Regions from separate parts of the Homo sapiens genome. Here all the other regions are linked to region 1. The links are chromatin loops, found by intact Hi-C in ENCODE. Cell type or tissue: OCI-LY7. All regions are shown on one strand. Each heading gives the region's core, and the rest is flanking DNA. Links, peaks and the distances in the headings are about the cores only. Region 1 overlaps PAX5 (paired box 5). Region 2 overlaps LOC124902153 (a long non-coding RNA gene). Region 3 overlaps ZCCHC7 (zinc finger CCHC-type containing 7).

The links. Hi-C counts contacts between places; a loop is a spot of excess contacts. Peaks named below come from ENCODE experiments on the same cell type or tissue, not always from the same donor. Only the 100,000 strongest peaks of a DNase experiment are listed, where the experiment ranks them.
Region 2: a loop joins it to region 1, with 2.8 times the contacts of the local background. A loop is called at or near these places in 12 of 110 quality-filtered maps.
Region 3: it touches region 1 in a loop (3-fold over the local background); 11 of 110 quality-filtered maps call a loop at or near these places.

The regions. Positions count from the first base shown.
Region 1 is chr9:36,990,493-37,001,429 of GRCh38, reverse strand. All of the region lies in intron 5 of PAX5 (paired box 5), which reads left to right. Among named protein-coding and RNA genes, the nearest start is that of PAX5, 38 kb to the left of the region's middle. RefSeq lists enhancers at 1,539-1,588, 3,246-3,760, 3,761-4,276, 4,778-5,278, 5,180-5,339 and 4 more. In OCI-LY7, for the core only: CTCF peaks have their summits at 5,191 and 5,402 (motif pointing left); DNase peaks (open chromatin) are centred at 5,149, 5,399, 7,349, 8,319 and 2 weaker places; H3K4me3 peaks cover 2,879 bases; H3K27ac peaks cover 7,538 bases.
Region 2 is chr9:37,368,804-37,379,740 of GRCh38, reverse strand. The region is part of intron 1 of LOC124902153 (a long non-coding RNA gene); the gene reads right to left. Among named protein-coding and RNA genes, the nearest start is that of LINC01627, 21 kb to the left of the region's middle. RefSeq lists enhancers at 1,260-1,509, 2,754-3,053, 4,680-4,789, 9,759-9,908. In OCI-LY7, for the core only: CTCF peaks have their summits at 4,708, 8,496 and 8,695; DNase peaks (open chromatin) are centred at 4,660, 5,878, 7,590 and 8,530; H3K4me3 peaks cover 2,715 bases; H3K27ac peaks cover 7,856 bases.
Region 3 is chr9:37,303,499-37,314,435 of GRCh38, reverse strand. It overlaps ZCCHC7 (zinc finger CCHC-type containing 7), which reads right to left. Exons shown (of 9, transcript NM_032226.3): 4 at 10,123-10,248; 5 at 8,722-8,892. Among named protein-coding and RNA genes, the nearest start is that of LINC01627, 86 kb to the left of the region's middle. In OCI-LY7, for the core only: CTCF peaks have their summits at 5,003 and 5,202 (motif pointing right); a DNase peak (open chromatin) is centred at 5,235; H3K27ac peaks cover 3,278 bases.

The sequences.
Region 1 (10,937 bases), core at 1,454-9,453:
ATCTCTGTTGTTTTATGAGGTTGATGGTATCATCTTTTCTCCCATTGTCACCTGGACTCGCAGCAGATGTGCCTAAGCTGGGGCCTGGATGTATTTGTTCACGGTGGAGGGACAGATTGTGTGAGACTCCCCCAGAGGCTGAGGGATCCAGGTGGAGATTTTTGGGGAAAGAGAAAAGCTAGTTTGATGTTTACCACCAAACAGACAGGTTCTGGCCTGGGGGCATTATTTACTTTGTTTTCGGAGTGCTATATTGGCTTGCAGTCTGACCAGCAGTCATGGTTTTGCCCCTCAAGCTCCTTTACAAGGTATAGCGTGGTCAGAATGTGGGTGGTGTTGGTCTTGACTACTCCGTACTACTCAGATCATGCCCGGAGGAGGACTGCAGCCCATTTGGGGGTATTGACCTTTAAGAGGGACGGTGACAAATGGGATTGTGTCCTGGGCGAAGAGGGATCTGATACAGCATCTGGGAACACCTCAAGCCTCTAGGGATATTTTGGCACAAAGAAGAGCAGAATAAGCGAGACTGGATTGCTGCCTTCAAGTATTTGGAGGGCTGACATGGAAGGAGGAAGGAATGAGATCTCATTGCATGGCCTTAAAGTGTGTGGCTGATGCAGAGGTGATTTCACCTCAGTTTAAAAAGAACCAAGTTGCACATATGAGAGTGGCCTAGGATAAAAGGAGATGCCTCGGGAGGTAATGAGTGCCCTATCTCTGGGGATATGTAAGCAGAGACTAAGTGGCCACTTGTTGGGCTGCCAACAGAGTATCAAGAATCAGATGTGGTATTGGATGATCTTTTTTACTTTTTAATTAAAATTTTTTTCTTAATAAATAGACACGGTGTTTTGATATGTTGCCCAGGCTCATCCTGGACTCCTGACTTCAAGTGATGTGCCTGCCTAGGCCTCCCAAAGTGTTGGGATTACAGGCATGAGCCACTGTTCCTGGCCTGGGTGATCTTTGAAATCTTTCCAGTTCTGATATATATGGTAGAGTCCTGATCCTCAGGAAGACTTAGGGGGCAGTCCAGTCAGTGGTCTGTGGTAGAAGGGAGAATGACTTGATGGTCCTGGAAGCTTATAGGAGTGGAAAGAGTGGGGGACAAACCCAATCAACCAGAGCCTCCCCCTAACTCCTACCCCACACCACTGAGAGTATGCACGTTTGATCCCAGGGGTGGGCAGCAATGGCCGGGCTCACACCAGGGAAGTGTCTGTCGGGGGTATTGCATAAGTGCCCCCTTCTGATGTTTCCCATCCTCTCTCTGTATCTCTCTGGATTCCTGCAGTGGCCCTAGGGGGAGGTAAAGAGGCAGAGACTGTCACTTCCGTTTTACTAGGGGAGGGGATGGAGGCTACACAGCCATACAGCTGGTATGGACTGGGGAGTCAGGAGGAGCTGGAGTGCTCCTGAGGCCTCAGTTCCCTGGTATTTTCCAGCTACCTGTTGTCCCTCAGCCCTTTCAGAGATGCGCTTTGGAGGCGGAGCAGTCTGGGGCTGGGCAGAGCCTGGGGCCAGTATGGGGAAGAGTTTCAATCAGAAGGGCATGATTAGCAGGTTGGATGCGGAGAGAGAAGTGAGACCTGAAGGCCAGAGGTTGGAGGAGAGCAGAGAAAGTAAGAAGCAGCCACTGGGGAAACAGGGATATTTCAGGCACACTGGCCGGCTGGCCCATGGCAGCTGCAAACCATGGATTTGTGAGGGTTCTGGCCTCCAGTGCGGTACCATCAGCAGCCTGAGAGAAGAATCATGGGGTAAGAGAGGCAATGGAGAGCTAAGAGGAAGACAGCTGAGGGTCCTTGCCCATTTTTCGGATGAGGTGACTGAGGCTTTGCAAGGTGGAGTTGCTTACTCTGCTGCCTAGTTCACAGTCATCCCCAGCTTAGACTTGAGTTTTGCTCTGAGGGCATTTCCTGGGGCCACCCTCCTGCCCAGATCTTGCAGAGGTGAACGGGTGATAGGATCCAACCACAGAGGGTAAGGTGGCGAGCAAGACTGGCAAGCTGAAATTCCTCTGATGAGGAGGGCAGTGGGTGAGGTGACACTGGGGGAAAGAGTAAGGCAGGGAGGGCCAGTTTTGACCAAAAGGATCTTGGGGGCTCCTCATAGGAGGTGGCATTTGAGAGCTGGGTAAAGGGAGGAGAGGGCATTCCAATCAAAGGCAAGAGAGATTGTGCCAAGTCTGGGACTCTGGTGAGCATGTGCAGGGAGAGGACCAGCACGGCAGGATTTGGAAAGGGAGAGAGGTAGAGAGATGTGGGTGGCTTAGACTTTGACGGAGGCTTTCGAACATTTAGTCTAGAAGCATTTAGGGAGATAGTTTTGAGCTATGTGTCTCAGATGCTCAAGAAACATTCACTCTGCTGAGTGTTTCAGGTAAAAAGATAACATGACAGTGACTAGCCCTGCACTATCCAACAGAAGCAGAATGCAAGCCACGTGTAATTTTAAATGATCTAGTAACTACATTAAAAAGAGTAAAAAGAAACAAGTGGAATTAATTTTAATAATATATTTTATTTAATCCAGTATACCCCAAATATCATCATTTCAACATGTCAGCATATAAAAAATTTGATGCTATATTTTCTCTTATTTTTGCTGCCAAGTTTTTGAAATCTGGTGTGTATTTTACACATGTAGTACATCTCAATTTGGATGCGAAACGTTTGACAGTTAAAGTTAGATGTAGTCCTACCAAAACAATAAAGCTGTGTTTAGTGGGACAAATATTTTACACTGCTTCTATTTTAAAATTAAAATTAAAATCAAATCAAATAAAAAAATTAGCTCCTCGATTGTACTGGCCACATTTCAAGTGCACAGTAGCTACATAGGACTAGCGGCTGCTGTATTGGACAACACAGCTCTAATACAAGTGCTTGGCACATAGTAGGTGCTCAGTAAGTGCTCCTTGGTAGAGTGGATCAGTCACATTCCTTTAGAGGGTTCACAATTAGTAACGAGGGTGAGTGGAGGGACCTCTACTATCCTCAGTCAAGGGTGCTTTTGTTTGGTATTTTGGGCTTCCATAGAAAGCTCCGAGTAGAGTTCTGGAGCAAAGACAAACAAACTAACTAGAATATTGTTAGGCCAGTGGATTGGCGAAGGGCCCTTTCAGTATAGAGATTCTAGAGTTCTTCCTAGGATGCCTGCCTCCAAGACCAGACTCGGGTATATGGCCACTATGTCCAAGTCTCAGATGAACTGTTCTTCAGCAGCAGGTAAGATCTCTGTGGCCTCTGGAGGAAGAGCTGGGGCTGGTTAAAGGAAGCTGCAGGAGGCAGATTATGGCTGAATGCAACATATGGCTTTCAGAAGCAGCCAGGCTGGGCCAAGAATGGAAGCTTTATCTTAGAAAGGTAGTGAGCTCTCCATCATCAGAGGTGTGAGCAGGCGCTGGACAAATGAGGAGCAGAAGAGTCAAGGATGACATTCTGGTTCGGACTCTGTGACTTTTGAGGCAGGCCTGTTCTAGCCTGGGTGGCCAATGCTTCTGTGCCAGTACTGTGTCTGCAAGTGCATCTACCCACTTGTCTTTCCCTTCTGCTGCCTGACCCTGAGGCTGCCACTCATGTGGACTTGACAGGGCAGGGGCCACAAATCATTTCTATCCCCAGCGCAGCCTCTCGGCACAGCCCCGGTTCACACGGATGCCTGGGAGGCCTGCGGGATGGCTCTGAGGGTCAGGCTGGGGTGCCACCCAGTTATGAGATGTCGCTTTGTCTCTTGGTTGGTTTGAACTGAGAGCTTTCGTCGAGGAAGCTGTGGCATGGCTCAGGAATCCTGCTGGGTGAGGGGAATGGAGGCTGAGTCAGCACCTCCCTCTCCGGAAGGCCCAGAGGAGGTGGTGGCAGGGAGAGACTTGGCAAAGCAGGCAGGGCTGTGAATAGCGGCCATGGGTGAAAGGGCAGCCTCAGACCCTGGGTTCCTTCCTGGGCTTTTGATCTCTAGTGAGACCTCCTTCCGCCGCTCTCCCCACTTAGGTCCCCTCCCTGTCCCCCTCACAATAACTCACAGGGCCCTGAGTTTGAAAGGCCCTGAACACACTGAGGTCAGCGGAGTGCGAATCCCTTTCACCAGTTTAGAAAGCTGACCTGTCCAGCCAGTGTGGACTGTGGGGGCCAGAGGTTTCTTTTTGGGCAGTAGGGGTACGTTGCAAGTGAGTTTCCAGCCTTCTGGGCTCTGGACTACCTTCTAAGGAGGGCACAGGAAGGGCAGCCAGGGTTCAGAGGTGGCCTGTCCTTTCCAGAAGATGCCAAGTCTGATGAGACTCTCATGGGGAGGTTTGTTGGGGGGCATTTAGCCAGGTGCTCCCATTATGACTTCCTTTTTGGGGATGCCTGTCTCCTGTCTGTTTTTGTGTCTCTCCCCATGTCTTTGGGGGTGCATCTCATTCTGTGTTATTTGGCTTTATTTCCTGTTTATTGAACCTTCCTCTGTGTCTGTTTCTGTCTCCCGGTCTAGCTCTCACTAGCTTTCTTTTTCGTACATACTCTCTCTCACACACACACTCTCTCTCTCCCTCTCCTTCTTCTCTTTCTCTCACACTCATTCACTCATTCAATTTCCTTTCTCTCTTGCTATCTCTCTCTCTCCCCAAATCCCCTCTTCCCCTGTCTCTTTCAGGCTGGACGCCCCCTCAGCCCTGCCCAGCAGACCTCCACGGGAGCTATGGCCAGAGGGAAGGGGCTTCAGAAGCTCACAGACCGTGCTGGGGCCCTGGGCCCCTCTGACATGGGCAGGTCCTGGTCTTTTCTCTCCTAGGACCCTTTTCCTTCCCTGGATGCATAGATGCTGTCTGCTGCTCCCGGGATGAGGGCAGAAAACAGAAGCAGGAAGTGGGGAGAGCCCTCTCAGAGCTCCCAGAAGGGATGGGTATGTGGAAAAGCTCAGGATTCCTGAGTCAGGAGTAATAGGCAGCCCCTGTGGGATTGAGAGTTCACAGATCTCTGATCCCTGGAGAGCCCCAAATAAGGTGTTGAGTCAAAGGCACAGGCTCATGGGCAGGGATGAAATGGTTTGAGGACTTCTTGTAGCGAGTTACTTAATCTCTCTGCACCTCCATTTTGTTATCTGGCGAATAGAGTTGACGCAAGCCTTGTGGGTTACAGTGAGAATAAAATGAAGTGAAGTGACAGCTGCCAAGGGCGTGGCCCCAGGGCCTGGCTGTAGTCAATGCTGAGTAGATGGCCACGGAGAGGCCTATGTTTGAGGACGTGAGGCCCGTCATGGCAGAGGGCAGCAGGCTTTAGCCACGGTCCTGTTGGCAGCTGGAACTGGCTGGTTCGCCCACCACCACCTTCCTGTTTGGAGCTGTGGAGCCACGGAGCGATTCCATAGTACTGAAGAAGCCGATTGCCTGCAGCCGGGAGCCCGGGGCATCCAGGCTGAACAACAGTGCCCCCAGGTGTCGGCTGCAGAATGAAGGGCCACTCACTTTCCTCCTCCTTTGCCTTTAGGAAGCTGAGTCTCCCAGCCTGCTTCATGGCAGAAGAAAAGGGTCAGGCCCCAGTTTTCCCTGAAGAGAGGCACAGGGAGCACAGGGGGGTGGAGGCCTCCAGGGTGGGGGCAGAGGGTAGCACCCTGGGCCTGGGAGGGCTGGGCGTCTGAGGGGTTGTTGGGGCCACCAGCCTGGACCTCGAGACTCCCCCATGGGAGCTGGAAGGGCCTTGGAGAGCACCTGAGACGCCCCGCTCCGTCATTCGCATGGGAAAACAGGCTCAGAGAAGAGAGGCGGTCTGCCCAGATCACACAGCAAAACCCCCAAAACCTAGAGAGAGAGGATGGCTCTGTGGAAAATCCTTGGCATCCCTTGCCTTTCGATGTGATAAATTCAGTTTTCCTCTCCCTCCTTTCCTCCATTCTCACAGGGCCGTCCGCCATCCCCACTGTTGACAGCCAGCCCCATCAGTCTTATCTCCCCATGGGGTGCTGCCCACACGTCCCCCCGCACTGACCTCAGTTCTTGAGAGAAGCCCTGCCCTTCTCTCGCGGGCCTCCCTTTCCTCCTGCTCATTCCTCCTGTGCCTCCAGTCCCTGTGTGTTGGCTCAGCTTCCCGTCTCCAGGCCATTGCCCACTCAGGGCCTGCCACCTGGAATGCTGTCCTTGAGCCTGGACCTGGCCTGGCTTTCTGGAACCAGCCCACTCCCCTGTGGGGATTTCCAGTGTTGGGTCATTGGTCCTTCACAACTGGCTGAGACCCAAGGATTCTTTAGGGTCCAGTGTGGAGTATGGGTGAACAGGCAGCCTCTCCATCTCCTTTTCCCAGTGTGGCTTTGGGGGCAGGAAGGAGGTTACCACCATTTTGTCTTGGCCTCTGCTGGGGCTTTCCAAGGGCAGGTCCCCTCCCTGGCCCTCTGTGTGCTGTCCCCTGGATGTAGAGAGGTGTCTACATGTCCCCTCATGTAGAGAGGTGGGTTGTTACCTGAGTTCTCTTTTTGTCTAGGAAGGAGTCAGGACCAAGGTTCTGCTGGGGTGTGGTCGTGGTGGGGGCATCACGTAGAACCCAGGGGGGAATTGGCAGCCTGGTAGCCATGCTTTCCTTGGCTTGCCCTGTATTGATGATGATTTTGAATTAGTTACCAACATTGCAAAATCAGGAAATTTCATGTATGGATGGATGCCTGGCTTCTTTGGGGAAGAAAAATCAGATCTGGCAACCCTGGGGCAGCTGGCAGCCTGGCAACCCACAAGGCAACAGTCATCTGGGGCTGCTGGGCCCGAGTTCTCATGCGCTCCCCGCTCAAGTTGCTCTCGGCACTTGTGCTCTGTTTTCCTTGGCCTGAAGGTCTTTGAGCTTCTGGAGTCTTAGCATGAACTCTAAAGAAACCAGTTTGGCTCAGTCTCTGCCTGTGGCAGCTGAAGCTAATGGGAGGCAGATCCTGGAACTGGCCGGTGGGGCCGAGTGTGCGTGCGTGTATGTGTGTGGTCAGGGAAGTGGGTAGTCAGGCTTACAGGCCAGAGGTGGGTAGGGTAGCGGAGGCAAGAACTTAGGGCAGTGGCCAAGCAGCCACACTCCTTGGCAGGTCATGTGCTCTATACCCTGCAGGTAGGGTAGTCCAGGCACAGAGGGCGCAGGCTTGGCCCAAGGGTATGCAGGGGGCAGTTAGTGGCAGAGATGGTGAGGACCTGGTTTCCATCTCCCTGCCTGGCGGGCCACTCTCCCCTGTGATCTCTGTCCTGATCTTGTAGCTGTGGGCACCTCAGCTGAGACCCAGATAGACAACTGCTGGAGGCCTCTGTGGTAACGCAGGGCATCTGAGGCCAGGTGGCCAATTGGAGGGGCTCCTGGGGCCTTTCCCTAGTGCCCAGGGCCTGTCCCACGGGTGGGGGCTCAGGTTTCGGTTCCTCCTCGCTCCTGGGTCCCCAAGTTTCACTTTGATTCAGTGAGCGAGAGCCCCCGTGAGAGCCAACGCCGCTGAACCCCCACCCTCTCTGTTTGTGCACCTGGTTTGCCCCAGCCCCTCCCCCTCCTCTTACCCCCAGTTCCTTTTCCCATGGGGTGGTGTACTGGTGTTCGGGAGAGCCCTGGGGGTATGGGAGAGGGCAGGGTGCTGCCATGTGGGGATCTCAGTTCAGGGAATCAGTTTGGGGGCCAACCAGTAAAAGAGTGGTGGGGCCGATGGAGGGGGATATAGTCTCATCTGCTGTGGGCAGTCCCCTGCCAAGGCGGTCTGGAACTTGAGGTGAAATGGCCTTGGCTTTCTCCACCCTGCATGCCCTGCTGCCCCATGGGGAAGAGAATCCCACAGTCCTTTCTCTCTGGCTTGGGAATATGGTTTAATCCCTGGCTGCATAGCCTGTGGGTCAGAGAATTTACAAGGCTTCAAACCCCTGCCCCTGCTGTGTCCCTTCTTCCTGTCCCTTTCTCTGTCTGGGCCTCAGTTTTTCCATCTAAAACAGGAGATCAATGAATTGCTGAGGTTTTTTTCTGGCACCAAAATTTTGAGTTTCTCCTGGTTCCATCTCAAGTCCTCTTGGCATTATTGTAGGGCAGCAGTTCTCAAATGTTTGGTCCTGGGTCCCTTTAAACTCTTAAAAATTATCAAGGACTTCAAGGAGCTTTAGTTTATGAGGGTTAATTAAAATGGATGAAAGTTTAAAATATTTATTTATTAAAAATAACAGTAACAAACAAGTAACATAAATAATATTTTTGAAATAAGAAAGAACCGAATCTTCCAAACCCAAAATTTAGTATGAATGGCATTGGCTTACAGTTCTGCAGATCCCTTTAGTGTCTGGCTTAATAGAAAACAGCTGGACTCTCATAGCTGCTGCTGTATTCACTCCGTTGTGATGGAACACATCTTACAGCTTCTGAAAACCTCCACTGTAGACTCGTGAGAGAATGAGAGTGAAGAAGACAAATCACACATTAGCATTAATATGAAAATAACAGGTGCAGCAAACCACTATGGCACATGTATACCTGTGTAACAAACCTGCACATTCTGCACGTGTATCCCAGAACTTAAAGTAAAATAAAAAAACAATGAAAATAATTTTGTCCTCACAGATCACCTGAAAGTATCTTGGGGACCCCTTCTTCCAACCCTGGCAGGGCTCCCTGGACTACACTTTGAAAATTTCTGCTTCAGGCTGCTGCAAAGTCTGAACTTGCCTACTTATCACTCATATAGATAAGGTGAGCAATTAAGTGGTTTCAGTTAAAAGAAAGGTGTCATCAGTCATTTCTCCTGTTCTTAGCTCCTTAAGACAGTGGGAGCCATGGCAGGTCTTTGAGCTGAGGAGGGAGTGACAAGACACACTGGGTTTTGGAAATCCTCCACTAGCCGATTGGGATATGTATGTAGTGCTTCTTGCTTCTATCCCAGGTTGAGCTCCCACGGAAAGACATAGCTACCGAGCCTTCTCCCCTTCCCAGCAGATTGTTGGTAGGGCTTGAGGTCTGATTTCCCTCCAGCAGGCTTTCTTCTGTGCCAGCAGCAGCCAGCTCGTGCCACCCGAGAGCCTGGGGAGTGAGTGTTTCAGAACCCTGCCTATTCTCCCCATCCAGCTTAGCTCTGTACTAGCCTGCAGCCACCTGGAGACCCCATCTGGGGCATATTTTTGATGGGAAGAAAACCTAGCAATGCTATTGATTGGGAATGAAACAAAATAAAATAAAGAAGTGGGTTTGGTATTTATCTTGACTCCTGGCATTTGAGGAAAAGCAGGTCTAAAAGACAGTTGACAAAGGGGAGATTTTTGTTCTGATTCCACAGGGGCTTCTGGGTGTTTCTGGAATGTTTCTGGTTGACTCATGTGTGTGTGTGGGAGGGTTGGGGGGTGGGGGCGAGGTGTGTGTGTGCCCGCATGTGTTTAATTTTACTTTGAAATTTCTAGTTTTCATTTTTATTAGTACAAATTAACATTTGTGTTAGTCCTTCCTTGGGGCATTTTATCCCTGTGTTAGAATAAACTGTGGGAGAGGGAGAACAAGAGAATGTCTTAAGGTAATTTGAGAAAAATTGAGAGAGGAAGAAGGATAAAAGGTGTGAGAGAAGGTATGTGTGAGAAACACATTGCTTGTAGCAAAATTAACTGATCTATGAGAGGAAATAGGCAGAAAGAAAGGCATAGCCTCTTGAGGGACTGAACAGTGGAGGACGAAAGTGATGAGGGAGTCAGACACTTCCCAGCACCAGCCACCAGGTGGCACCATCGACCCAGGACAGCTTAGTTGCTGTCCAGGGTTAGGAACAAGAGGGGTAGGGTAGCAGGGCAGTGTGTACCGGCCATTCATGAGCTTGGTATGCTTGTAACTGGGTCGGAGGTGGCAGTGCCCAGGTGGGCTGACCATTAGCTGAAGTCTCACTTCTTCAGCAGCATTCAGTCAGGGAGGGGGAGGCTGGACCATTGCTAGTGGGGATTAATCTGGTCCTTTCTCACCTCCATGGTCCAAATGCCTTGATATAAACCTTTCTGGGAGTAGAGTCCTTGGTTCTACTCTAAGCCTTTACTTGCTGTGTGACCTTGGCCAAGTCACTTCTCTCTGGGCCTTGTTTTCCGCATATTAAAATGTGGAAATTGGAGCAGACGATTTTTGAGGTTCTTTTGGGCTCTGACACTCTGTGGTGTACCAGAGAGCACTAGAGCTGGAGTTAGATTCTAGATCTTTCTGTCAGCCATGTGACCTTGGGTAGGTCACTTCTCACATCTGTGGAGATTATAGTCACATCTTTCTCTTAGACTTACATAAAATAGAAGATGGAAAAATGCTTTTGAAATCTTTTTGGTGCTTTAGGAAAAGGAGAGTGTTGTGATTTTATAATTTTTGCTGGAATTTTTTTTTTTTTTTTTTTTGAGACAAGGTCTGGCTCTACCGCCCAGGCTGGAGTGCAGAGGTGTGATCTCAGCTCACTGCAACCTCTGCCTCCTGGGCTCAAGCCATCCTCCCAGCTCAGCCTCGGAGTAGCTGGGGCTACAGGCATGAACCGCCATGCCTGGTTAATTTTTGTATTTTTTGTAGAGATGGGATTTCACCATGTTGTCCAGGCTGGTCTCAAACTCATGAGCTCAAGCAATCCACCTGTCTTGGCCTCCCAAAGTGCTGGGATTACAGGCGTGAGCCACTGCGCCCGGCCTTCTCTGGAATTTAAATTAGCGGGAAGCAGGGGCTCCACCATCTTCACTGCTTAGAAAGTTTGTGCCTCTACATGTCACCACGGAAAAAGGCCTGCCTTATGGCAAGCGTTTGCTCAAGGTCACTGCATCTCTGTCCTAAATATCCATTGAATCTGCTCATTTCTCTCCATCCCCATTGCTACTGCCTTAGTCCAAGCACTCTCTTCTCTCATTTGGACTATTGCTGTAGCCTGCTGGCTGGTCCCCATCTCCAATGTCGTTGACTTGTCCAAATAATAGTCTGCCCTCCACATAGCAGCTGAAAGAAAATTCTGATCAATGACTTGCCTGAAGG
Region 2 (10,937 bases), core at 982-8,981, 380 kb before region 1:
ATGAAAGCAAAATCAACTTGCCAGAGATAAGCAAGAGGAGCAGTTTGGTGTGTATTCTTCCAGATTTCTTTCTATGAATATGCAAAGACATATTTCTTTATATAAACATTTATAAATTTATATTATGTAATATAGAATATATCAACATTTATATATTTATATTAGGTAATATAGAATATATAAATATAGGACAGGTGTGGTGGCTCACGCCTGTAATCCCAGCACTTTGGGAGGCTGAGGCAAGCAGATCACTTGAGGTCAGGAGTTCGAGACCAGCCTGGGCAACATGGTGAAACCCCGCCTCTACTAAAAATACAAAAAATTAGCCAGACGTGGTGGCCAACACCTGTAATCCTAGCTACTCAAGAGGCTGAGGCATGAGAATCGCTTGAACCAAGGAGACAGAGGTTGCAGTGAGCCGAGAGCGTGCCACTGTACTCCAGCCTGGGTGACAGAGAAAGACTCTGTCTCAAAAAAAAAAAAAAAAAAAAAAAATATATATATATATATATATATATATATATATAAATTTATTTATATGCTCTCTCTCTACATATGTATACACACATACATTCCCAAACATCTATATACGTGTCTTTATAAATCAGGCAGTTTTATTTTCATTTTTAAATAAAGTTCTGCAACTTTAGTGTTTGTTGTTCTGAAGCAAAGCATACAAATGTGTGAAGTGCTGGGAGCCACAGAGGACAGTGCCAGTGCCAGTGCCGGGATGAGGTGGCCCCGAGGGTGGGGTGACTGTGGCATCCTTACTGTACCCCTCGCTGGGACGGCATGGTCTCCCCCAAGGCTTCACTGAGGTGGCGCTGCAGCCGGCCGCTGACCATGACAGGATTTGGCTGGGCAGAGACGGGAGAAAGGGGTACCGGGGGAAGACAGGGCAGAGTGAAGGCCTCGGGTGGGAGAGGCGGCCGTGCCCTCGGTGGCGCATCCTGCACGTGGAAAGCCTCCCCGGATGGTGGATGGGCCAGTGGCGCCCAGACTCATGGCTTGATTCAGGCACATCCCTTTCTCCTGCCTTCCTTTGGAGGTCCCACGCAGTGGCCCAAAAGCATCCGGAACCAGCCACATTGTGGGGAGAGAAATAATCACTGGGGTCCCGATTCATCATGGAAACAAATGCTGTACTTGAACACTAAGGAGAGAGTTGCATTTGCAGAGTCCGTGTTGTTTATGCCGTGAGAAATGACTTCATAGGCTGAAGGGTGGGGCTGGATGGGGCTGGATGGGGCTGGCCGGGTCTCAGTGTCCTCTGCCTATTCATTGTCTAGGGGGCAAGCCAGCCACAAGTCCACTTCCACATTGACAACTGTTTTCAGAAGATGAGACGTCTTTACATGTGGGAATTTACCTAATGCTAATCTGGATAATTAAGAAAAACCCAGCCAAAATACCCCGAAAAGATTCAGAAGGAACTACTGCTGATCTTCGTAAACACAATGGCACATTTCTGTATCTTATTCAGATGGCACTCCCAAAATAACTGGTTCAAGGGCCTCCCGGGTGGCCGGTGGCAGGGGGCAGATGTCTTATGAGGTCCTGGTCCTGACAGCCCAGCCTCGGGCACAGACTAAGCTGCAGACACCCTCAAACCCTTGCATGCTTGGTCCATGGAGATTTAGCCACATTCCCTTCCCTTATGACTCTCTTCCCTTCTCTGGGTCTCAGTGTTGCCCTTTGTAAAATGAGGTGAGGGTGGGGGGCAAGAAAAGGCCATTACAAAACAAATCATAAAGTAAGGAAAAGAATCACCAAGAATCCTTTCCAATCTGATCTTATTTAAAAGCAAAAAACTCACTCTAGTCCCAGCTACTCGGGAGGCTGTAGGGGGAGGATTGCTTGAGCCCAGGAGCTCAAGGCCAGCCTGGGCAACGTAGCAAGACCCCATTTCTTCCTTTCCTCCCTTTTTCTTTCTTTTCTTTTCTTTTTTTTTTTTTTTGACAGAGCTTCACTCTTATCGCCCAGGCAGGAGTGCAGTGGTGTGATCTCAGCTCACTGCAACCTCCGCCTCCTGGGTTCAAGCAATTCTTCTGTCTCGGGCTCCCGAGCAGCTGGGATTACAGGCACCTGCCACCATGCCCGGTTAATTTTTTGTATTTTTAGTAGAGACAGGGTTTTGCCATGTTGGGTATGCTGGTCTCGAACTCCTGACCTCAGGTGATCTGCCCACCTCAGCCTCCCAAAGTGCTGGGATTACACGTGTGAGCCACCGCACCCGGCCTCAAGGCTCCATTTCTAAACACACGCACTCACAAAACAAAACGAAACAAAACCCAAGGGGAAACCAGATCAGCTAAGAACCCCTAAGCTGCCCTAGGTTCCAAGCCTCAACTCATGACCTTGTCCTGATATCCCCTCACTCTATCCCAGGACACTGTGTCTACCTACCTATGTATTTTACCTTCTCTCCTACACACACACACACACACACACACACACACACACACCCACATCCACAGAGTCTTGAGCTCTCCAGCTTGTGCCTTGGTTTACCCATCAATATTCTCACGTACAGTGACTTGGGACCTCAACCACATCATCTAGACTGTGGTACATCATATCTTCTCCCTTGTGCCCCAAGCTGGCATGGCTACCCGACCCCGCTTTGAGATCATCGACAGCACAGACCACCCTTGGTCAGCCATGCTGGGATCATTCCTGGAATCAGACAACTTCATCTGCAGTTGGGTGTCCCTGTCTCTGTCCTATCCATCTCCTCTCCCACCACAACCATGTTCCGACCCTGACCAGTGCTCTCAGCCTGGATGACTCCTCCACTGGCCTGCCTATGAGCCTTTGAACAAGCCTGTCTGAGATGCTTTTCCCCCCATTCATTCTGCTTTCATCTAAGAGCCACTTCCTTAGGGGAAGCCTGCCCAGATTCCACTCTTCCAACCCAAGTCAGAACTGAGCCGCCTGCCCCACCCCTAACCAGTCCCACAGACCCTGTACCAGCCCCAGCTGAATGCCATGGCCATCTGTGTACATACTAACTTCCAGCTCTTTTACACTGCCTTTTAAAACACTTAAAAAAAACTGACATTAACCTACATAAAGTACAATTACAACTCAATACATTTTTCTATATTTATACATCCTTGTATGGGTTTAGGATGCAGATGGGTAGGTCAAGGCACCAACTGTGAAGCTAAAGACTCTCTGTGGGTGTCCCCATATGTGTTGGAGAGGCAGGACTACCTATAGGTAACCTAGACATTGGGGGCAAAGAAAGTAGACACATACTCAAGTGTCCTGGTATGGGGTTAGGAGGTCTCAGGACGAGGGTCTTGATCTCCTAGATGAAGACACAGAACGTTTTCCGCACCCCAGAAGGTTCCCTTGTACCCCGTTCTGGTCTCCCCAAGGGAACTGCTATCCTGACTACTAACAGCACAGATTTAGTTTTGGCTGTTTTGAATTTTAGGGAAATGGAATCTTTTGTGTCTGACTTCTTTTCCCTGCAGCTCAATGTTTGTAAGATTCTTCCATGTTGTTGCAGGTGGTGTGGGATTCTGTTTTGTGAATACCTCAGAACTTACCTACCCATCCGCTTACTGAAGGGCATTTTCAATGCGTTTTTGCGTAGGTGAGAGATCATGCTGAAAGTGCAACTTTAAAAATCTTTTTTTTTTTTTTTTTTTTTTGAGATGAACTCTCATTCTATTGCCCAGGCTGGAGTGCAGTGGTGTGATCTTGGCTCACTGCAACCTCCACCTCCTGGGTTCAAGTGATTCTCCCACCTCAGCCTCCTGAGTAGCTGGGATTACAGGTGCCCACCACCACGCCCGGCTAATTTTTGTGTTTTTAATAGAGACGGGGTTTCACCATGTTGATCAGGCTGGTCTCGAACTCCTGACCTCAGGTGATCTGTCCACCTCAGTCTCCCAAAGTGCTGGGATTACAGGCATGAGCCACTGCGCCAGGCCTTCTATTGAGATTTTTTTAAGTCGGCCGGGCAAGGCGGCTCATGCCTATAATCCCAGCACTTTTGAGGCCGAGGTGGGTGGATCACCTTAGGTCAGGGGTTCAACACCAGCCTGGCCAAATGGTGAAAGCCTAGCCAAATGGTGAAACCCCGTCTATACTAAAAAAAAAAAAAAAAATTAGCTGGGCATGGTGGCACATGCCTGTAATCCCAGCTGAGGCATGAGAATGACTTGAACAGGAAGACAGAGGTTGCAGTGAGCCAAGATTGTGCCACTGCACTCCAGCCTGGATGATGGGAGTGAGACTGTCTCAAAAAAAAACAAACAAAAAAACAAAAAAAAAGACCTTGTTAGAAGACAAGGGAAGAGGCTAAAAAAATCTTGATAACTTAATGGCTTCTTCATGCTCTATTGAACTGACTGCTATCATTTACTTCTCCATTCTCTCATTGTCAAACATTTCCACTATCCATAATTATCAGGAATATTCTGTGAACATCTTAGTGGATCAGTATTTAAGGGGATCCTCATTAGTTGTTAGGGAAGAGTCCGAGAAGTGGCTGAAGAAGTAACCTTGTGAGAAGACTCTTTAGACATAAGACCAAAGTGCTGAAATGAAGCTTGCATTGGTTTGCAAGGGCTGCTACACCAAACTAACACTGAGTGACGTCATCCACAGATGTCTAAGACCAAAGCATCGGCAGGGTTGCTTTCCGCTGAGGCCTCCTCCTTGGCTTGCAGGTGGCTGCCCTCTGGCTGCCTCTTCATGTGGTCCCTGTGCACCCCTGGGTCTCTTTGTGTGTTCCGGTCTCCTCTTCTTATGTATTAAGAACACCTGTCAGATTGGACTGAGGCTCTCCATAGTGACCTCACGTTAACTTAATCACCCCTCTATAGGGCCAGCCTCAAATACAGTCACATTCTGAGGTACTGGGATTTAGTACTTCAACATATGAATTTTGGGGGAACATAATTTAGCCCATAACAGAACTCCTTCCTCAGAGGTTGGAAATGTCCCTTGGTGTCACCAGGCTTGGGTGTAGCCCTCTCGGTTCCTTCCAAAGCTGAGCTGTATTTTGGTGTGAAGACCTCTCTCTTTCAGCTTCACCCGTTTTCCTTTATCAGTTTCTCATCACTTCACTGTCAATCAATCCAGAAACTCTTAACCTTGGAAGCACATTGGAATCACGTGAGTGCTTAAGAGATAATTGTGGTGTCTGTGTCCCCATCCAACAGATTCCGATGCCATTGGTCTGGGGGTGCAGGCTGGGCACAGGAGACTTTAAATCTCAGGTGGGCCGGGCGCGGTGGCTCACGCCTGTAATCCCAGCACTTTGGGAAGCCGAGGTGGGTGGATCACGAGGTCAGGAGATCCAGACCATCCTGGCTAACGTGGCGAAACCCTGTCTCCACTAAAAATACAAAAAACTAGCCAGGAGTGGTGGCAGGCACCTGTAGTCCCAGCTACTTGTGAGGCTGAGGCAGGAGAATGGCATGAACCCAGGAGGCGGAGCTTGCAGTGAGCTGAGATCATGCCACTGCACTCCAACCTGGGCGACAGAGAGACTCCGTCTCAAAAAAAAAAAAAAAAAATCTCCTCAGGTGGTTCCAGTGGTTCCGAAGCAAACACCTCCAGTCTTTGATCTCTCTGTTCCTTGCCTTTTGTAAAGCATGAGACAGGGCACAGTGGCTGTTTAATTACTGTCTTCCAATATTCATTAAAGCTTCATATTCCAAAGCCTGTTCTTAACTCCTCTAAAGTTCATTTCAAAGCTTGGTGGTAATTTGGCTCTTTTGTTAAAATTAAGTCCTTAAAGTAAAAATTAAAAGACAAAATGGAAAACCACTGGGCATAGAAAATCCACCCTGGGTTTAATAGAACATCTTAAGTTGTGGACTAGAGTGAGACTCTTGCTGCTCAGTGCAGGCGGTGGGGGAGCTTGCTATACATTGTGCTCCTTGAGGCTTAGGTTCTGTGGAAGCTTTTACAAGAAGAGGATAAAAGCTAATTTTCATGAGAGCCCTGCTTCTGTGGTGGGGTGATTAGGAAACTATTGTGTTGAGTTTGGGCTCCTCCAAGTTAGCTCCCCAATTCTCAATGTTTGAAACAAAGCTTTAGAGTATTCTCCCCATGGGTGAATCTTACAGACTCACTGAGCTAAGGAAGTCAGAGACAAGAGTACCCACTGGATGATTCCATTTATATGAAGCTCAAGAATAGGTGAGGCACTCCTGTGTCCTTGCACGTGCTGCTCCTCCTGCTTGAGATGACCTTCCCAATCTTGCTCACCTGGAAAGTTGACTGTCCTTCATATCACAGCAGAAAGGCTGTTTCTCTACCTCTAGGATGGCCTCAGTCACATCCTTCACTTGTCACTATTCGTTTTGTTTTTTGGGACAAGGTCTTGCTCTGTCACCCAGGCTAGAGTGCAGTGGCATGAGTATGGCTCACTGCAGCCCTGACCTTCCAGGCTCAAGATGTCCTCCTACCTCAGCCTCTTGAGTAGCTGGGACTACAGGTATGGGCCACCATGCGTGCTTTTTTGTTTGTTTTTTAATAGATGGGGTCTATGTTGCCCTGGCTGATCTCCAACTCCTGGGCTCAAGTGATCCTCCCACCTTGGCCTCTCAAAGTGCTGGGATTACAGACGTGAACCACTGTGCCCAGCCTAGTGTTTGCTTATGTGTGTGTGTTTGCTATTAGGCACTGTGGTGCTTTCTTGGGGGAGCTACTGTCTCTGTATTTGCAGTGTCTGGCACAGTGCCAGGCACTGAGTAGGGCCCAAAACAAGAGATTTGTCACTGAATTGTGTTTATTCCTTTTTTTCTTTTATTTAAAAAAACTGAGACGGGGGTTTCACTATGTTGCCCAGGCTGGTCTTGAACTCCGGGGTTCAAACAATCCTCCCACCTCAGCCTTCCAAAGTGCTGGGATTATAGTCATGAGCCATTATGTCTGGCCAGAATTGTGTTAGTTTAGAATGGGAAATGGAGAGCTGTGACAAGACATTCTTCTGCTACAGCCATTCATTTGTTCATAATGATACTAAGCAAGACGGAGAAACATGTGATTCAAATGCCTCTTTGGGAAACACTCCCTTGTTTGGGATCTGCAGGCACAGGTATGGACAGTTCCCAACTCCAGAGCAGACAGTAGAATGGCTCTATAAAACAGAGGGATGAGAATTTGGGACCGAGGTGGGGCAGTGCTGGAACAATGGAGGGAATTGAGGGGGAGAGGACAGAGAGAGTGGGTAGGGGGAGCTGCAAGGACAGTGGGAAGCTATGCCCAGTGTCATGTAACCTGTCCTCGTAGCCCCAAATCTTCACTGAAACTCCTGAATCCCGTAAAACATTTGATGGGAGTGTATTTGTGTGTGTGTGCAAGTGTGAGCAAGCGTGTGCATGTGTTATTGTGTATGTGGCAGCATGTGTGGTGCAAGTGTGCATATGTGCATGTGTACATACTTGCGTGTGTATGAGTGTGAATATCGAGTGTGAGTACAGAACTGAGAGGAGTTCTGTGCTTCCTGCCTGGACTGTCTCAGGAGTGAAGCTGAGGCAGCATGCGGGCGTCATGAGGAAGTAAGCCTTGGTATCTCAGAAATCACACACCAGAGGGCTGGCGTCAAACCTCTGAGGGGCCAGGAGCTTCCAGCTGAACTGAGTCACACATTTCTGGAGCGCCCCTTTGGGAGAGCAGGTCCTGGCTGACAGGCAGGGCCTACCCACCACGTTGAGAAGCCTGAGTCTCCAAGGGAACGGTGTTCAGGACTGATTAGCAACATCTCCCCCGGGATTTGACAGGAGGTTTGCCCTTCCTGGCCTCTAATGGGTGCCAAGCAAAACGCTGGGCTTTTGGGATACAGAGATGAATCAGATACCTGCCCTCGAGGAGCTCCCAGGCTTCTGTGGGAGGCTGAGAACGTAAAGAGACAATGACAAGCCAGTAGCTAAGGGCTAGGATAAGGTGGTACTCAGAGGCTGGGGGGCAGAGCTGAGAGACACAGTGACGGTGCCTGCAGCAGAAGGGAAGGGAGTTTCCCCGTGGAATTTCTGACGGGGTTTGGGGAAACAGTAGGAGGGCATTTCCAGCAGGGCCCACAGCATGAGTAAATTTTCACAGAATAAAAAGGTAGGGGTGTCTTGGGGGTAGATCAAAAGGAGGTGTGGCAGGAGACGAGCAGGACAGGAAATCCGGGGTGATTGGGAACGGCCCTGAGTGCTGTCCCTAGGAGGGTAGTCCCTAATGGGGTCACCTTGGCCAGGTTTGCCCGTTCTCATCCTGGCAGGCCCTTGGGAGGGCAGACACCCTACAGGTGCAGCTCAGGCATCTCAGGACACCCCCACAGCTGGAGGGAGACTTTCTCTGCCCCTGTGCTCCTGCTGTGTTTGGAGCTGGAAGACCCAGTTCAGACTCTGCGGGACCCTGAGCCCTGTCTGAGCCCTGGTGTTGTGTATGTTGTGAGCCGCTGCAGGTGCAGGACAAAAGGCCACAGATAATTTGCATGGGATGGAGAACACATTTGCAGTTTCCTCCTCTCACAAATTGGAAATTTCACTTTCACAGCCTTTCTTTCCTCATCACAACCACACCAGTTTCTTCATAGCACCACAAGAGTCTGTTGTCACAGAGAAACCCCAGCTTTCCTCTGTGGTGTTTCTGCCTCACTGGCCTCTAGGGCTCCAAAAAGTTCAACACCCAACCATAGATGTCCCCTCCTTCAGGTCTCCTGCAAACCCTGCTCCCACGCCCTGGTTCCCCACCTTGTGGAAAGAGTCTCACACTGGGGTCGGGCCTGGGCAGTAGTCCTGGCTCTGCCCCCAACTCAGTATGGGATGCGAGGCTCTCTCTGGGCCTCAGTTTCCCCATAGGTACCAAGAGCATTCTAGACTTCATTATCTCTGAAAGTCCTCCAAGACAACAGTGACTTTCTGATCTTGAGAGTTTCTTTCTCTTGGGAACCCCAAGATAATCTATAGCACGTGCTGGGGTCTTGGCCCCTGGTGGCCTAGGAACTCGCTTCCTTCGGGCATCTTTTCTGTTTGCTCTGCTGCTGCTCCCCACTCCCTTCCCAGTTTCCTCCTGTCCTCAGGTCTAGTTCCTGCATCTCAGAGTTCATTTGCTCCCTGACGCATCGTAACTCCATGGGAGGTGTTATTTTAGAGGTGCTCAGTCCACGGTGCTAAAGGAGGGGATGGGAGTCGGCTTCCTGGCCCAGGAGGGAGGCCTCTTCTCCATCCAGCCCCTCACTCCCATGCCACAGCCCGGCTCATGCTATGCCCAGAGATTCTTGCAAATAGCTGAAGGTGCCTAGAAGTAACAAGGCTGTTGAAGCTCAATATTTAAACACATTTTTCACTCCCTCCTAACTTGATGAAGTTTGCAAATTGTTTTCTGTTGACAAAATGTGGCAGAGAGAGTGTGAGGGGGTTGAGGGGGCACCAAGGCCTGGGTCTGGCCATTATTCTGACTTGATGTATGACCACCGCAAGCCTTTTCTCAGTTCTTGCCTCAATTTCCCATCTGTGAAGTGAGGAGAGGAGGCAAAGTCGGGTGGGCTAGAGTGGACTAGACAGTCCTTTGGCCCTTTGCAGCTCTGACACCCACCAGAACTTCAAAAATCCTGCCATGGCCGAGACTCCCTTGCAAGATGTTGCTGTGTGCACAGCCTGGCTTGCAGATGGGAAGGGAGGGCTCGTGAAAAGACAAGAATCCTCTGGAGCATATAGGCAGGCTTCCACAGCCAGGTCTGCAGTGGGAAATCCAGAGTGACCCAGGAGGCCAAAGTTAATTGAGGAGATAAAACCAGAAAACTCCCCTGAGCAGCCAAGTGCAGGAAGGTTGTCAATGCAAATTAGCAGGAAGCGATGGTTAGTTGGGTGCAGGCACAGGAGACAGGTGGCTGGCGACCCATGACTTCTCCAGGATGATGGTGGGTCCTGCAGGCCCCCTGAGACTTGGTGTGGAAGATGAGGCAGGGTTGTGAAAGGAGGCTGAGGCGGAGGCGACTTTGACAAGCTCTCCTCCCAGGAAGGTTAACCAGGGTAGGCTGGCAGGCAAGAGGGCGCCAGTGGAGGAAAAGTGAGTGGGGCCTGCAGATGGCTTCCATCTCAGGGAGGTTCCCCGTTCTGCTCCAATCTCCACAGGCTCCCTGGTGGTGGAGAAGGGGTAGGGAGAGGAGCAAGGACTTTTCTGAAGGATGCAGTTAATTGTGAGGATCATTTCTAGTATCTGGGGTTATCGGAATTCATACAGGCTCGGAGGGAGGCTCTTCTCAGCCCCTGGTCCATGCTGGCTGGATGTTTGGATCTCCTTCACAGCACCATGTTAAGTGGCTCAGCTTTTTGTTGCTCGCCTCCGGGGACCAAGAGCTGTGTGTGTCCCAGGCAGCCTGTCCCACTGGTGGAAACTCCAGTCTGGAAGTGTTTCTTCGCACCAAGCCAAAGTCTGTGTCTCTACCTGTGGGCCTGACCTGACGTCAGTCCTCTCTTTCCTCCCCAAAATAGAGTGGTTTGCATCAGCATTCGGCACAATCTACCCATAGATATTCAGTCTGGTTATGTCTATGGTAAATTTTATGTAAAAAGCAGGAATAAATAATATAAAACTATAAGACACAAGAGTTACCTGGTAGGCCTGGTACCGGGTTCTAGGAATTCTAATTTGGCCAAGCTTCTGTGTCAGTTTGCCAGTCTGTGTCTCAGTTTCCATATTCAAGATAAAGACCACTGTGATGCCTAATTCTATATGTCAACTTGGCTAGGCTATGATGCCCAGTTGGTTGGTCAAATGCTAGTCTAGATGATGCTGGGAAGGTATTTCGTAGATGTGATTTATCAGCTGACTTGAAATAAAGGAGACTGACATTGATAATGTGGGTGGGCCTCATTCAATCAGATGAAGGCCTTAGGAGCAAAAGCTGAAGTTTCCCAAAGAAGGAATTCTGCCTTAAGACAGAAATCCTGCCTCAGCTGCCTGCCCTACAGATC
Region 3 (10,937 bases), core at 1,508-9,507, 310 kb before region 1:
TTAAAAAGGGGTGGCATATAATAAGTTTGAAATTTAATAAAATTCTTAGTGGCCTTCTGCTTTATACATCAGAGACCTGTGTCTTCCCAAATGTGATTGGACTGAAGAGTAAGTCAGTCCATTCCTCAGTGCCATAAGATTCTCAGTGAAAAACTAAAGTTTATTTATCCTTTAATGTTGAGAGCTTATAAAGTTTATAAAGGCAGGCTAGAAGTAGACAATATTTCCCTTCCTTTGATGAAAGGTAAGGGTCTGCAGAATGGGAATTATCTCTATCTTCTACACATTTATTCTTACATTTTCTATAAAGACAAGATAAGCTTGCTAGTAAGCTGCTAAGTCCACTCAAAGTGACTAATACTAGACAAGGAGGTATGTACTATACGGAGAGTTGAAAAGATTGGAGGAATTTTCAGGTTACTTAGAAATGACTAGAAAGGAAACCATTTAGTACAATTTAAAATAAGAACTGGTTTCTCCTTCAAACTTTAAATGTGCTAAGTTATACACTGTATTAGTCCATTTTGACATTATTATAAAGAATTACCTGACACTGGGGTAATTTATGAAGAAAAGAGGTTTAACTGACTCAAGTTCCACAGGCTTAACAGGAAGCATGGCTGAGGAGGCCTCAGGACACTTACAATCATGGTGGAGGTTGAAGGGGAAGCAAGCACCTTCACGTTGGCAGGAGAGAAAGAGAGCAAATGAGGGGCAGGGTGCCATACACTTTTAAACCATCAAATCTCATGAGAACTTACTATTGCAAGAACAGCATGGGGGAAATCTGCCCCCATGATCCAATCACCTCCTACCAGGTCCCTCCCTCAACATTGGGAATTACAATTCGACTTGAGATTTGAGTGGGGACATTGAACCAAACTGTACCATATGCCTTCAAGTTTAAAATGTAGAACATAATTATTTACATAAGGTCACATACATTTGCAACCATGAAAATTTCAGATATTCATTTATTAGGTGGCTTGGTAACAGTTCCAATAAATTATTAATTCCTGATTTTGGGATTTACTCCCTGAACAATGAACATGTATGCGATTTTCACTAACATTATCGTGAGTTTTGTGTACATCAAGAAGACAGGAGGAGACCTTCAAGTATAGAAATCAACTTAACTTTCTTGAAGTAGTCTGATCTCTCAGTTAAATAAACATTTGGTAAGCCTATACAACAATTTTGTAAGACAATCAATCAATTGCAGCCTGCCCTCTTGCTCCAATATTACCTATAAATAACATTAAAATGTTGAGAAAAGTGGGTGGAACAAAGTACATATATCTAACCAAAGTCTGATTTTCCTATTTCCAAAGGTAGGTGTAATGCACACTGTCAGCAGAACTACATATTTATCTGAAAGTACATACCAATCTATCACGATAATATAATTCTAGTGTTTTAGTTTTTTCAGAGATGAGTTTTTCTTTTCCCCTTCATTCCTTCCTCACATCGTGATTTTACACATCTAAGTTACTTTGTTGGGGAGGCGGCATTTTAATTTTAATTATTTATTCTTATTTATGCATTCTCATTTTCATTAAGTAGATTTGAATATATCAGTGGTTTCTCTTCAAATAAGTTGAGCAGGGAAATTAGCTTGTTCATGATTATTTGCTATCTGAATCTTAATTTTATCATTTCTTAAAAAAATGTTTTTTGTAGATATAGGGTCTCACTATATTGCATAGGCTGGTCTCTAACTCCTGGCCTCAGGCAGTCCTCCAGATTTGGCCTCCCAAAGGGCTGGGTTGTGGTTACTGGCATGAGCCACTGCGCCCAGCCCTCTATATTATTTCTTAAAACTGCATGTGAATCTATAATCATGTCAAAATAAAAAGACACAGTTACTTGGCTCCCTTCTTAGGTCTACGTCACACTTTCTACATTTTCTAGGTATGCATCATCTGCAAGTCACTAAGTTTAGAGTCTTCTAAGACTCTTTTATTTATCACCACCCTGATGTACTTTCACATTACACTTTACACTGTTCTTAACACACCCACCTTTCCTATTATACTCTGAGTTCCTCAAGGGCAGGGATCATGTTTTATTCATCTTTTTTTCCCCTAGTACTTGGAATACTGTCTGGCATATAAGAGGCAACCAGCAAATTTTTGCTAAATGAACAAATGTAGAAAGTTTATTTGGGTGGTAGAACACTGGAGATGTTTTTGAATAAAGGTAGAACCGCCATTACACAAAATATGTGAATTAAGCAAGTCTTTAAATTCAAATCTTGGCTTAGTTATTCAGCACAATAATATGTTTCAGCCATTCTTATTTCTGGCCAGTCATATCTGAGTAAGACTGTGGAAAGGATAAGGGGAGGAAATCATATGAATACTACTCAGTGCTCCTTGGAGTACACTAAAAATAAAATAAATACCTGTTTCTTAAATAATTACCTTTACAAAAATAATGCTCTAGTAACTCTCCATTCTGGATTTGACAAGTATGAAATGATTTGTACTAGATGCTTTGTATTTCCTGCTGGAAATCTCCAAGTTTAATAAAAATCTAAATAAAAGACATTAGTTTTCAATTTTACATATATATTTATTGAAGAAACATCATTGAGCACTCACGTGTATGTTAAATACTACACAGTTTAAACTGAGTTCTCCTTAAAATAAACTTTTGCACTGTGAAAAATATTGTAGTATATGGCTGATATGGGAGCATTTTTCTAGCATCAAAAAAGTAAAAAGGCCGGGCGCAGTAGCTCACGCCTGTTAACCCCAGCGCTTTGGGAGGCCAAGGCGGGCAGATCACCTGAGGTCAGGAGTTCGACATCAGCCTGGCCAACATAGTGAAACCACACCTCTACTAAAAATACAAAAATTGGCCAGGTGTTGTGGCTCATGCCTGTAATCCCAGCTACTTGGGAGGCTGAGGCAGAATTGCTCGAATCTGGGAGGCAGAGGTTGCAGTGAGCCGAGATCACACCTCTGCACCCTGGGCGGCAGAGTGAGACTCTGTTTCAAAGATAAAAATAAAAATAAATAAATAAAGGAATCAAGTGAAATATGTTCTATGAATTATTTTCTCCCACTGTATTAAAAAATCAGACTTTAACAGTTATTTAGCATGGACTGGGATAACACACTGAGCAGGGAATTTGAGAAAAAAATTGCTGAATAAAGGTAGGAAATTTAGGAGGTTTGGGTTTTGATTATATCTGACACTGACTAACTCAGTCATTATGCTTTAATAAAAAAGGATGGCAATCTGAACAATTAATAAAGATTGCTGAAGCTGCAATGGTCTCTTGTGAGCAGTAAAGCTCTATGGTATCACAGAATTGGCTCTGTATCTGAAAATCAACATTCTATACTGCTTTCTTGATCCCCAGGGGTTTTTTAAAGTGCTGACAACCTAAGGTAAAATTTATTTTTGTTTGGAAAATATTTTTCTTTATGTGTTTTATAATATATTGATTTTTTTTTTTTTTTTTTTTTAAAAAGAGAGAGTCTTACACTGTCACCCAGGCTGGAGTGCAGTGATGTGATCACAGCTCACTGCAGCCTTGATCTCCTGGGCTCAAGCAATCCTCCCATCTCAGCCTCCCGAGTAGCTGGGACTACAGGTGCGTGCCACCCTGCCTGGCTAATTTTTAAATTTTTTTTTTGGTAAAGAGTGGGAGTCTCACTATGTTGCCCCAATGTCATGAGTGTTATATTAAAGTTGCTTATTAGAGCTATAATATCTGCATATTTAAGAAAGAAAGTTGAGAGATCCTCCGAGTAGGAGATAAACTGATGATTCCTTGATTGCCAATATGTAAGCTTTCTCCACATAGTCATAAAGTATAGCATCATTTTAGCTTTTAGACCTTAGACTTATTAACCTTGTAATGTCTCAGTTTTCAGTTTGTAAAATAGGAGTAATAAATAGTACCTACACTTCATATCCTGCTTATGAGGATTAAATCTACTGAACACCTACTATATGCTAAGGGCATAGTGGTGAATGAAGCACTCCTCCAGCACAGTAAACACACAATTATGTATGGCTGTTGTTATCTTGGAAATGTCAGAGATAGCTCACAGAATAGGTTTCTGTGTGCAAGCTAAAGGTATACAGACATTTAAAAATTCTCTGTATATTTAAAAATTGTTGGCAAGTGAGGAGAGAAACTATAGCAGATTCAGAAACAGGATTCTTTCCATAATCCAGGTTCTTGTCTTCTGAAAGGGACTAATGATGCAGGTTGACTTTAGTAGGCCTTGAGCCATCTTTTTATCCTTCACCTCATAAAACTCTGGAATTTCAACCAAATACTTTTACAGAAGTAGTTAACCAATGAGCAATTTCCAACAGATTTTAGGAAAAAGCTTTTCATTACAGAAAGGATTTGAATATGACTCGACAGTTTTCACTACAAATTCTCTTTGCATACATATATCTGGTAATCTGGCCAAACAGAGGTCTAGGTGTGTGACTATGGGAATATATAAAGTAAAAGGGCAAGTTTCTTTCATTTTTTTTTTTTTTTTTGGAAACAGTCTCACTCTGTTGCCCAGGCTGGAGTTCAGTGGTGCAATCTCGGCTCACTGAAACCTCTGCGTCCTGGGTTCTAGCAATTCTCATGCCTCAGCCTTCCCAGTAGTTGGAATTACAGGTGTGCACCACCACACTCAGCTAACTTTTGTACTTTTAGTAGGGATGGGGTTTTGCTGTGTTGGCCAGGCTGGCCTCAAACTTGTGGCCTCAAGTGATCTGCCTACCTCGGCCTCCCAAAGTGCTGGGTAACAGGCATGAGCCACCACGCCCAGCCTTGGAAGTTTCTCAATATCGTCAATTTATAAAAGGTTAGAAATCCTCTGTGAATGAGCAGAAAGTCCAGTAGGTGGGAAGATGAAAATGACAAAGAATGGTAGAGGATAGTATTGCTAGAGGGTATAAGCCTTAAATAAGCCAAAGGTATTTACATAAAAAGGGTTGAGTAATGACTTAAAAGCAGCCATGGCATGTGAGAAAGAGGCTGATATCATCTCTTAAGATTCAGGGTCACGGAAGATGAGCAGCAAGCATTTGATAGGGCTGCAGAGGAAACAAATTTTCTGTGGAGGCCCAGGTTTCAAGACAGACCTAAAGCATGTACAGTTCCAACAACATGGGGCCAGAATGACTCGGCTTCCATGTGAATTCTCATGAAGTTTCTGGGGTGGTGGAAGGACTATGAGCCTTGCCACAAGGAGTCAGTAGAGCCCAGGCTTGACTGGGCTGCGAGGGAATCCTACACCAGGTGTGTAGGCTACAAAGACCAGCTTCCAGAACCTTCGCCATGTAATTACAACAAATATAGTAGATACTGGTAGATTTGGGGAAAAGAGTACTGCCTTCTCTGAAGCTGGTCACAGCCCAACCCTATTTTATTTTATTTTTTGAGATAGGCTCTCACTATGTTGCCCAGGCTGTTTTTTTTTTTTTTTTTGGATACAGACTTTCACTCTGTTGCCAGGCTGGAGTGCAGTGGCATGATCTTGGCTCACTGCAACCTCTGCCTCCCAGGTTCAAGCGATTCTCCTGCTTCAGCCTCCTGAGTAGCTGGGACTACAGGTGTGTACCACCACGCCCAGCTAATTTTTGTATTTTTAGTAAAGACTGGGTTTCACACCATGCTGGCCAGGATGGTCTCGATCTCTTGACCTCGTGATCCACCTGCCTCGGCCTCCCAAAGTGCTAGGATTACAAGTGTGAGCCACCAGGTTTTAAACTCCTGGGATTAAGAGATCCTCCTGCATTAGCCTCCTGAGCAGCTGATATTACAGGAGCATACCATGATTTTAATCTTATTTAAAAAAACCTACATTCATTGGGATTATTAATTCTCATTTTAGATAATAATTTAACATATATTAGAGGCCAAAATCAAGAAGTTAAGAGGAATGGCCTATAGAATTAACACAGATGATTATATAACCTTTTACAAGTAATTTTTAACTGTTCTGTAGTACAGTTTCTTGTTTTTAAAAAATTGCCTATGATAATGTCTTACTCCCCTTCTTTATCACAGGCAAATAAGACCATATTTGTCAGAGCTCTTTGGAAGAAAACAGTAAAAAAAAAACAGATGCTATTAAAGATAACTGCCAAACTAGAAAATCTTGCTAAGAAAATTATAATTGACAACTTAATGCAGACAACAACATAATGCTAGGACAATTCAGGATTTATCATTTTTAAGACTTGGTAAACACTAAAAAATAAGACTAAAGTACTTTGGAATGAAATGACAACTTCTATCTATATAGCCTTGAGAATAGAGTATTCAAATTAATTAACCATATACCACTTTATTAATAACCAAAGAAATACAAATTAAAACAATAAAATATCATTTTTTGGTCTGACCAGCCAAAAATTTTAAAGACTGATAATACTTAATGTTGATGAGTGCAGTGCTCATTTCTCTTAACACTGCTGGTAGGTAGATACATTGGTACAATCTTTTAGAAGAGCAATTTGACAATACTTATCCAGACATAAGTGTACGTCTTTTAATTTCACAATTCCATTTATAAAATATGACTTACCAAAACATTATTAAATGCACCACTGTTTGTTTAAAAAATGGGTAACAATTTAAGTATAAATTTGCTGGTGGAATTACAATAAATAATTGTCATGTTATTTACATGAGAAATACATATATATACCAAACACTCATACTCTAATCTGTTTTAATCTGAAATTCATTTCAACAGAAAGCCATACTAATTTATTGAGCAAAAGATTATAGGTGTATTTCAGACATGCATTAAAAAGGGCTGTAAGAAAAAAGACTATAGGTGTATTTCAATATAAATAAAATTAGAAAAATATTTCTGCTTTCGTATCATGACTTTGGGGAAGTACATATTAAAGTACTTTTATTATTTTAAAAAATAGGTAAGTAATGCTTTAAAAAAGAGAATGAGAGACACCCCTTTCATAAATACCCCTTAAATCAATTAGAATTGCCACTTAGGTATGAGGATGAAAAATGACTTTGTACTGATTAGCTGTTAATATAAAATAAACATATGTTACTATGTAGTAAGAAACGCAATTAAGACCTAAAATGAAAGACTCTTAATGAGACACTCATTAGGAATTAGGGTAAACTGAATGTAGAAAACTACATATTCCACATCAAAGCTGTATTTGCTTATTTCAACAGCCCTCTGGTCTTTGAAATTATGACTAAACTCCATATACATTTACAACAATACAATGCAAATAGTGTCCAAAACAGCATTTTTAATATGCTGCAATTTAAAGTAATGGCTGCCTTGTCCTTCTTTCCTTAGACTATTAGACCAGCAAAATCATTGATAAGAAGAATCAGGCCAGGTGTGGTGGCTCACACCTGTAATCCTAGCACTTTGGGAGGCTGAAATGGGTGGATCACCTGAGGTCAGGAGTTCGAGACCAGCTTGACCATGGTGAAACCCTGCTGTCTACTAAATATACAAAAATTAGCCAGGCATGGTGGTGGGCGCCTGTAATCCCAGCTACTTGGGAGGCTGAGGCAGGAGAATCACTTGAACCTGGGAGGCAGAGGTTGCAGTGAGCCAAGATCATGCCACTGCACTCTAGCCACCGTGACAGAGCGAGACCCTGTCTCCAAAAAAAAAAAAAAAAAAAAAAAAAAAAAAAAAAAAAAAAAAGGTCGGGTACAGTGGCTCATGCCTGTAATCCCAGCACTTTGGGAGGCCGAGGCGGGCGGATCATGAGGTCAGGAGATCGAGACCATCCTGGCCAACGTGGTGAAACCCCGTATCTACTAAAAATAAAAAATTAGCCAGGTGTGGTGGCACGTGCCTGTAATCCCAGCTACTCGGGAGGCTGAGGCAGGAGAATCGCTTGAACCCAGGAGTTGGAGGTTGCAGTTAGCTGAGATCACGCCACTGCACTCCAGCCTGGGCAACAGAGCGAGACTCCATCTCAAAAAATAAATAAATAAAATAAAAATAAAAAAAGAAGCATCAAAATAGGCTTCCATTAAACATCTGTATATAACTGCTAATTGTGCATATATTTTCATTTAAATATGCACAAATAGGCCAGGTGCAGTGGCTCACGCCTGCAATCCCAGCACTTTAGGAGGCTGAGGCGGGCAGATCACCTAAGGTCAGGAGTTCGAGACCAGCATGGCCAACATGGTGAAACCCCCGTCTCTACTAAAAATACAAAAATTAGCCAGGAGTGTTGGCATGCTCCTGTAGCCCCAGCTACTCGGGAGGCTGAGGCAGGAGAATCGCTGGAACCCGGGAGGCAGAAGTTGCAATGAGCCGAGATTGCACCACCGCACTCCAGCCTGGGTGACAGAGTGAGACTATGTCTCAAAAAATAAATAAATAAATAAATAAATATGAATACACAAATTTTACATGTTATTTATTACCTCTTTAAATTCAGCCTTTATTTAACAAGCTTATAAAGAAAAAGGGCTAGAATGGGCTTAAAATATTTATTAATGCTATCTCTTGATGCTGTCTTCTGATTCAGTAGGCTCCTTACCCCTATATTATTTAGAGCACTGCTTTATATACATGTTCAGTGACAAAATGGACATGACTATATATATATATATATATCTCACGGAGTAAACATTCCTTTAGGTATGCTGACTGATAGTTATAAACTTGCACATTAATTACAAACTTGCACACTCCCTCCAAAGCCTGACAAATTAGTTATATGCAGGATACTCACATCTGTATAGTGGCCTAGCATATGACATCGGTCACACTGTTTATCCCAGGAATGTCTGAAAAGACATGAGTGGTCCAACATCTTAGGCACAGGACAGTATTCGCAAAGGGGGGCTGGACAGGAATACAGGAGATGTCCTCTCCTGGAGCACAGGAAGCAGCGACGAACTTTCTATGTGGCGAAAAAAACATAAAATCTCTTCAGTCTCAAAAGGTAGAAGATTAGTATTTGTTTTTCAATATAATCCCATAAAAAAATCTTTTCTAATTTGAGATCCCAATAAAGGTAGAATCCTGAGCACAACTGTAAAAATCAAACAAAATGTCCAAAACACTGTATGTATATTGTTTGCCAAAAAGGCTTAGTCTGTACATACTAGCAGCTGGCATATATTCCTTATGCCTCTTCTTATAGGAATATTGACAAAATGAAAGGTATGTAAGAGGGAAAGTAGAATGAGGAGGATATCTAGAAGCTAAGTCATAGGAGGAACAGATACAGAAGAAGCTGTTTTGACTGGAGAAGCAAGAACAAAAAAGGAGCATAAGAGGTGTCTGAACTATTTGAAAAGCAGTCATTTGGAAGAGGAAGGAGAAATGGAAGAAATGTTTGTTAAGAGCTAATTATCTGGTCAGGAAACGTCTAAGATCTTCAGTTCTGTGTTGTTCCAAAGGTTGATGTACCTGCTTAACGTAACTTACATTAATAAACATTTAAAAATGCCCCAAATTATAATTTTCTAACGATAAAAATTATCTCACATTGAAATAAGCTATCTTATGAAGTACAAGGTTTAGAAGTGAAAGGGGTCTCAGGAATCATCTGATTCAATCTTTTCATTTTATAGACAAGAAAACAAGAAGCACAGAGGGTTAAATGATTTGCCCATACAACTAGTAATGATAAGTTAAAATTGATTCCACATTTTTCTGACTCCAAATTTATTATTATTTCTCCGACACTAGGCTGTAAGCTACATGAAATTTAACACACATACTATAAAAAGATTTGAATTCTAAGGTTATAGGGTTTCACACTTGAGATTTTTTTTTTTTTTCTGAGACAGAGTTTCACTTTGTCACCCAGGCTGGAGTGCAATGGTGTGATCTCTGTTACCGCAAGCTCCATCTCCCGGGTTCACACCATTCTCCTGCCTCAGCCTCCCAAGTAGCTGGGACTACAGGCGCCCGCCATCACGCCCGGCTAATTTTTTGTATATTTTTGGTAGAGACGGGGTTTTTCACCATGTTAGCTAGGATGGTCTCAATCTCCTGACCTCATGATCCACCTGCCTCGGCTTCCCAAAGTGCTGGGATTACAGGCATGAGCCACCGTGCCCAGCCTCACCCTTGAGATTTTGAGTTTACAAATGTGGAAAGAAGCAAAGCATATTTCACGTACTCGTGGTAAGGGGCAGTTTTTTGATAAATGACCACGTTTGTCACAATTTCTACAGATAATGTTTTTGTTGGCTGAATAGTACCGCTGGGTCCATCTTCCAGGTGTTCGGTTATTAGCTATCTGGGCCTAAGGGAAAAAAAAATCAAGAATTAAAAAAATTGTTTCACTGCTAAATAAAAGCCATCTACTACTCTTGTTAAAGACAACTATAAGCAAATAAAGATACATCAAGCTTCAAGTCAGTTCCATTACCTTGATAAAGCAAGAGAATTATTAGTTATATCTGTTCAACTTAGAACCTAGCCACAGGGGAACTTTATGATCTCTCTTGTTCTCTTAAAAAGAGGTAGAGGTTGGGCGTGGTGGCTCATGCCTGTAATCCCAGCACTTTCGGAGGCCGAGGTGGGCGGATCACCCGAGGTCGGGAGTTCAAAACCAGCCTGACCAACATGGAGAAACCCCATCTCTACTAAAAATACAAAACTAGCTGGGCGTGGTGGCGCAGGTCTGTAATCCCAGCTACTTGGGAGGCTGAGGCAGGAGAATCGCTTGCGCCTGGGAGGCGGAGGATGTGGTGAGCCGAGATTGTGCCATTGTACTCCAGCCTGGGCAACAAGAGTGAAACTTCATCTCAAAAAAAAAAAAAAAAAAAAAAAAAGAGGTAGAAAAACATAAAAGGAGGTGCCATAAAGGTAACTCTACTGCTTTTTGTCTGCCCCTCCCGCCTGCTGAGTCTTTTATACTTCTCCATGTGATTTTTTTTTTTTAATCTTTCTCTACTTATGTTTCAGATCGAGCAGGGGTACTGACATGCA